2 separate regions of the Homo sapiens genome follow, and region 2 is linked to region 1. Evidence: chromatin contacts called from ENCODE Hi-C or POLR2A ChIA-PET data. All regions are on one chromosome and are shown on one strand. The core of a region is the stretch at or near the end of the contact, and the rest is flanking DNA. Distances in the headings are between cores, read along the strand shown.

Region 1 (3,454 bases), core at 381-2,880:
AAGATTATCTCTTCCTTTAGGATGACATTTAGTAGTTTGCATCATTATCAAGAATGAGTCTCCTTGACAGAATTCCTCTCTCTCTCCTAGAGACCACTACTGTGGCTAGTGTTGTACTGCATCAGGGTTATTCATGAATACTTTTCCTTCATATTCTCTTTCTTAATGCCAGCACAGAACTTTATTCACAGTGGGATTTAATAAATGGGATGAAATTAATGTATATTTCTATATGGGTTTATCTGGTCACTTTAACAAGAAGCAGGAAGTGTTAAACCAAGAAGCAGGAAGTGTTAAACCAGACCAGGATTCTGATAATCAAGTACAGGACCTAAGGAGAAGAGGGAAGTTACAATTCCAGGTGCTAAAGAATCTTTTTTGTTTACTAAGGGGTAGAGTAAGAGTGGGGTGTTCAGAGAGCAGGATCAGGTTTTAGTCTTAGTCCATCCTGCATACCACATCATTTCACGTGCTCACTCAAAAAGGGTGTCTATTTTAAAAAAGGAACACTAAAGAGCTAAGTTATTTTTAAATTTTTATTATGGAAGATTACAAACCTATAAAAGTAGAGAAAACAGCATACTGGCTTCCCTTTCCCTCATTCACCTATCATCCAGATTTAATAATTTAATACTTATTGTTTCATAGCCAATCTTGTTTGAGTCAATACCTTCATCAGCTTCTCTAAGAGGTAAGAATTTTTACCATAATGCTATTATTGCCTAATGATGATAGTATTAAGTGAGGCAAAAAGAATAAAAGGTTTGATCCAGGGTAAGATTTTTATATTTCATATTATTAAAGATGGAAGGTGTGAGGAAATAAAATATTTGAAGGATGGAAGGAAATGATTGACTTTAAAATGAAAGAGGCATTCTGGGGAGTTCTAGGGCAAGTGAAGAAGATGGGCTCAGGTGGCACGAACACTGGCTAGCTGGCCACAGAGAAGTGGGCCAAGGGCCAGAGGGAGCAGATAAAAAGAGGGTAGGTGTGACCAAAAAAGGTTAACTAGCTTTAGATAGGAAAGAAAGGTAAAGAGGTAAGTTCACAATGGTAAGGCCACTGAGAACCTACACTGCTTTTACAGGTTAGAAATTTATATTAATTTTCCACATAGGTTGTGATCTATCTGAAGTCAGTATCTTATATTAGAACAGAGCAATGACAAGTCCTAACAGCCAGTTTGCAACGGGATGACATATAACTGATGCTAAGAACACACGATTGCTTCAATAAAGACCAAGCTCAACCTGTTAACCTCCTTTATATAGCTCTAAAAGTGTCAATAAATTGAGCTGAACTACTCCATTCCCTTGCAGTACACTGTCAAATATGGTTGAGATTCAAAAGAGCCTCATCAATAATTTGAAAACATCCCACTCCTCCCCTTTAAATTCTATTTTTATCTTGGATTCTAAATGCATTTATAGTACTGATGAAAAAAAATATACATCTAGAAGGTTCACTTCTGAAAAAGGTACTCAATCAAGAGAAAAATGGTTTTAATGTAATGTTATTATCCTGTCATTTAATTTAGCAATGACAAGTGATGATGAGATTTTGATTTGCATTAGAAATCTTAAACATCTTAGGATTCTGTTATGAACAGGCAATGATGAGTAATCTGTGTGATTGAGTAACTATGTGAATTCTTGGCTTACTGATGCTGCTACAAACAACACTCAGAGCAACCTGAAAAAGAAAAAATATACCATGTGGCTAAAAACAGGCCAAATAACTTGATTAGTAAGACTGTCACTAAAGAAACTTATGATTTCCACTACATCTATACTTAGATCTGGGTTACAATTCACTGGTTTGAATCAAGTGTAATTTTTATTACTAACTGTGAGAATTCATTTAAAAATCACCAGATTATTACTGGGATGTATATATATATGTGGGGGAAGGGCAAAATCATGGGTACAGTAGGTGTGTTTGATGTGGGAGCAGATGGCTGGGATTTAAACTCATTTCTAAACAACTTCTATTAACACAAGCATTGTATTAATTCAGTGATCACTGAAATTCTTCACTCTTTTGGTATTTTACTAATTTCTCCTCTTTTTCTTCTGCATCCTTCCCCTACTCTTGTCTCTTTCTTCCCTTAACTGTAGACTTTCCCTGCATGAGGACAGGGACCAAGTCTGTCATGTTCTCCATTTTATGCAATGTGTCTGTCACTTGACACGAGGTTAACAGATATTTGCTGATTGAACAGATTTTTGTAAGAGTCTCCCTTTGTCTCTGTCTCTGTCTCTCTTTCTCTCTTTTTTTTTTTAAACAGAGTCTCTCTCTGTCACCAAGGCTGGAGTACAGTGGCACGATCTCGGCTCACTGCAACCTCCACCTCCTTGATTCAAGTGATTCTCCTGCCTCAGCCTCCCAAGTAGCTGGGATTACAGGGGTGCGCCACCAGGCAAGGCTAATTTTTGTATTTTTGGTAGAGAGGGGGTTTCATCATGTTGGCCAGGCTGGTCTCGAACTTTTGGCCTTAAGTGATCCGCCTGCCTTAGCCTCCCAAAGTGCTGGGGTTACAGGCATGAGCCACCGCGCCCAGCCTCCCTTTGTCTCTTTTCTGTGTCTCCCCCGTATAGCATCTATTCCTGTTCTGAAATGAGGATGTGGAGGTGTTGATTAGGGAAGCAGGGGGAGACTGGCAGGGATGACTGGGCAACTGTCCGACAATAACAACTCCATATTTTACCAGATCTTGCCCACTGCACTCCCAGTATCAGCAGCATTCCTCTTCCACAAGCAAGAACTGTAACTAGAAGTCATATATTCCTTCATTCATGCACTAATTCAACAAATGTTCATCACTGTGTCCTGATGTATCTCCTACAAGGCAAAATCAACTTGTTGACAATGGCATTAAACCTAACCCTGATGCAAGTAATACACGAGTGAAGAAAATAATTCACGGAATAAGGAGATTAGTATGTTCCATTTCTTTTTGGGGGGGGGGTGGAGTCTCACTTTGTCTCCCAGGCTGGAATGCAGTGGTGTTATCTCGGCTCACTGTTACCTCTGCCTCCTGGGTTCAAATGATTCCCCTGCCTCAGCCTCCCGAGTAGCTGAAATTACAGGCATGCACCACCATGCCCAGCTAATTTTTTTTGTATTTTTAGTAGAGATAGGGTTTCATTTTATTGTCCAAGCTGGTCTTGAACTCCTGATCCCCCTGCTTCAGCCTCCCAAAGAGCTGGGATTACAGGTGTGATCCATGGCGCCTGGCCTGATTTTTTTTTTTTTTTTTTTTTTGAGACAGAGTCTGCTCAGTTGCTGAGGCTGGAGTGGAACACAAAAATGGCTCACTGGAGCCTCAACTTCCTGGGCTCAGATGATCCTCCCACCTTAGCCTCCCAGAGAGCTGGGACCACAGGTGCACACCACCACTCCTGGTTAATTTTTTGTATTTTTTTATAGAGACGGGGTTTTGCCATGTTGCTCA
Region 2 (3,495 bases), core at 683-3,182, 110 kb before region 1:
TTTACATTAATATAGAACAGAAGTGCTTTAAGCCCCAAATGCCCATTTATTCCTTCCCTTGGTTCCAGTTTTAAACCCAACTCCTGAAACCTGGCGGGACCTGCATCCTGAATCCCAGGTTAATCCAGTTTCCTATAAAAACTTTTTCAAAAGAAAGCATTTTACCTTTTCAAAGTCAGGTAGTTAGCAAAAAGAGACATTTCAAAGTAAAACATTTAGGAACTAAGAGGTTACACTGGCGCCCCGTTAGACCTCAGTCCTCCTTTTAGCACAGAGGGTGGAAAGATGCGTGGGGCTCTGTTCTCAGGATGGGCTCTGACTCCAGGCCGGCTGTGGCAGGGGGACCAGGGGTGGCCGTGCCTCTTTGACCTGACTTTGTAGTCCTTTTAGGAAGAGCTCAGTGGGTTGTTGAACTGGCGTGGATGCCCTTGGTAGCCCTGCCAGAGAGAGGAATAGGACACAACCCCCACCCATCCTCCTGTCACCTGCCTTCACACTCACAGTCCCTTCAGTCACCAAACGGGAACAGCACAGCTCGGCCCTGCCTGGGTTTCCTCTCCCCTTGTTTGCAAGGACTCCTGAGAATTCACACACATCCTGGGTGTCCTCCCTGCCAGTCACCAGCTCAATCCTGCTGGTGCCCACTGCAGAAACAGACCCCTCTCTTTTTTTTTTTTTTTTTTTTTTTGAGATGAAGTCTTACTCTGTCACCCAGGCTGGAGTGCAGTGGCGCCATCTCAGCTCACTGCTATCTCCACCTCCTGGGTTAAAGCGATTCTTCTGCCTCAGTCTCCCGAGTAGCTAGGATTACAGGCTCCTGCCACCACACTCAGCTAATTTTTTTGTATTTTTAGTAGAGACAGGGTTTCACCATGTTGGCCAGGCTGGTCTCGAACTCCTGACCTCAAGCGATCCGCCCGTCTCGGCCTTCCAAATTGTTGGGATTATAGGTGTGAGCCACCATGCCCAGCCCAAGCCCCTCTCTTAAGTTCTCCAAGCACAGCTTTAACAAAACTCCCCATAACCTCTGCAGAGATGCCATTCTCTCTCAAAGAAAGCCACATTTTACAGTGACTAAGAGGAGCCTGTGGCCTCACGTTGTCCTGCATTGCACTGTCTCCTTTCCAGAAAAGGTTCACGTTTTATCCTTGCATAACCCAAAGACCTATTAAAATCTTTTCCTAAAAACAAAAGGGATTATTCCCACAAGAGCAAGTTGCTTCCACCTCCACCGGAGACAAAGAAATTGGAATCAAAACCCCAAGCCCATGTGGCTCAGAATAGCAGTTTGCTCTTTTTTTCTTGCCATTGCTTTTTTCAAAAATAGCGGAGGCCATTTTTTGCACACCACATTCTATACCTGTTTGGAAACCAAAGGCTGAGTCTGAAAGAGGGTCAGGGACTGGGCTGGGAAGGGAAGGCTGCAGGAGAGACTCAGGAAGAGGGAGTGAGGTCAATGAACACAGCAACCGCCAGTTTTTCCAAGACTGAGACCTTTTATCGTGGAGTCAGATGTGGGGAGAGGGGGCCAGGCGTCAGCTAGCTGTGGGATCACGGGCAAGTCTTGGAGGTGCCTCTTCCAGCTTCAAATCTCTGTGTACTTTGGGGAGGCAGGGGGTTTGCTTCCCAGGTGCAGGCTTGCACCTGCCTCTTTCTGGATTGCATCAGAGCTGCTCAGGACTCATTTCCCCACCCCCACAGGCGCCTACAGCTCCCTCCCCCTCCCATAACTTATTAGCTACAGATAACATCCCTTTGTTCTCCCAGTGACTCCACACCCACAGAAGGAGAGGGGGATGAAGAAATCTGCCAGGAGGGTGCCTCCCGCCAGTATCTGATGAAGGTAAGAGGTAAGAGGCTGCCCGTTTACTGCTTGTGCCTTCCAGGGAAGCTTCTTCCCCAGGGCCACTACCCGTTTCGGGAGGCGTTTCTGGGCTAGGCTTCCTGGCAGGGGAGGCTCTCAGGCACTGGGGCCGCTGAGGGTATGTGGTGAAGCGCTTGGCTTGGAAATCTTTGCCTTAGGGACTCATTAAGAATTTTTTCAGGGAATCCTCGTCGGGTGTCTTCCAATGGCTTCCCACCAGGTTACAGTCAGGCCGAAACTTCTTTTTTTTTTTTTGAGATGGAGTCTCGCTCTGTCGCCCAGGCTGGAGTGCAGTGGCGCGATCTCGGCTCACTGCAAGCTCCGCCTCCCAGGTTCACAGCATTCTCCTGCCTCAGCCACCCGCGTGCCCGGCATGGCCCAAACTTCTTAGCCTTTTTTGCCAGTCCTTTTCCCAGACCCACTGAGCTCCAGTTACATAGAACCACGTGCGATTTCCTTGAAAATATTATGCATTTTCATGCTTCCGTGACTACTTTGCATATGCTGTTTCCTTTGCCTGGAGTGCCCCCTACCACTTCTCTTCTTAAAGAACTCCTATTCATCCTTCAAGACCCTACTCAAAAGTCAGGTTCTTTTTCAAAGCCTTGCTTGACTTCTCAGACAGGGTGGGATGCTCTGTGCTCTAGGCACAGGGTTCCTTCCCTGGCTCATCTGGGATTAGGGTAATTATTAGAATTTACATGTTTATCTTCCTTCTAGTTGTTCCTCCAGGGCAGGGACTGTCATTCACCTTTGCAAATGTGGTGTACAGCACAGTGCCAGGCCCTCGTAATTCCTCAGCCAGTATTTGTGGCAGGATAAACACAATTTCTTCTGGATTTATTGTAATTTTGAGTAGCATTAAGAGAATGCTTTTGTCTCTGTGGACATTCCCTGGCCTCCAGTGGCATCTCTCCAGACAAAGGTCACATATTTGTGAATCTGTATATTCACACAGCATCAGCATGTCACTTCTCAGGTATTTTACATCTGATTTATTTATTTTACACATTAACCCTATGGGTGGTTGTTATTGTTGCCATCATAAAATAAAGAGATCGAGATGCTAAGAGATTAAGTACCATGTTCAAGGTATCAGCACTTGGATGGCAGAGCTGGGACCTGAAACCAGGTATTCTGGCTGCAAAATCTTTTATCTACATCTGAGTTTCTGAGTAAGTGGTCTTTGAATCAGTAGGTCAGCGTCCCCTGGGGACTTGTTAGACAACCCAAAACTCCAAGGGTGGGGCCCAGCAATCTGTTTCAACCAGCCCTGCAGGTCATTCTATCCTCAAGTTAACACTGGCCTGTGCCACAGCTGCTCCAGTAGCTGTCCACAGCCATGGGAGGGCGCTCCAAGGCCGACTTTCACCACTGGGAACCTGTCAGGCACAGCAGAAGGCAAGAAAATGCATGAACTGGGAATTAGGCGGCAGAGTTCTAGTCCTGCCAGTTCTGCAATTATTGGTTGAGTGATTTGGAGCACATTATTTAATGTTTAACCTCCCTGGGCCTCAGTTTTCTCATCTGTAAAATGAGGATGATGACTAAATGTTCTCATCTCTAATTTCCCTTTAAATTCTGTTATTCAGCTCTCCTTTGGAGTAATATGTTGTCTGTGCCAAGGATGG

What was found. Hi-C counts contacts between places; a loop is a spot of excess contacts on that map. ChIA-PET counts read pairs that join two places held with the same protein, here RNA polymerase II (POLR2A). Pooled maps may share reads with other maps.
Region 2: a pooled map shows a loop between it and region 1 (4-fold over the local background). The contact joins two enhancer-like sites. A Hi-C loop is called at or near these places in 1 of 168 maps with a recorded cell type or tissue (posterior vena cava) and 1 of 50 pooled maps. POLR2A ChIA-PET finds 5 or more read pairs at or near these places in 5 of 52 experiments (CD8-positive, alpha-beta memory T cell, Caco-2, HepG2 and 1 more).

What each region holds. Positions count from the first base shown.
Region 1 is chr2:27,858,706-27,862,159 of GRCh38, forward strand. All of the region lies in intron 1 of RBKS (ribokinase), which reads right to left. Among named protein-coding and RNA genes, the nearest start is that of RBKS, 30 kb to the right of the region's middle. Within about 2 kb of position 1,631, at least 2 of the 41 ENCODE cell types and tissues checked have a DNase peak (open chromatin) inside an H3K27ac peak, as active enhancers do.
Region 2 is chr2:27,751,105-27,754,599 of GRCh38, forward strand. No RefSeq gene overlaps it. Among named protein-coding and RNA genes, the nearest start is that of MRPL33, 19 kb to the right of the region's middle. RefSeq lists an enhancer at 1,516-2,134. Within about 2 kb of position 1,933, at least 10 of the 41 ENCODE cell types and tissues checked have a DNase peak (open chromatin) inside an H3K27ac peak, as active enhancers do.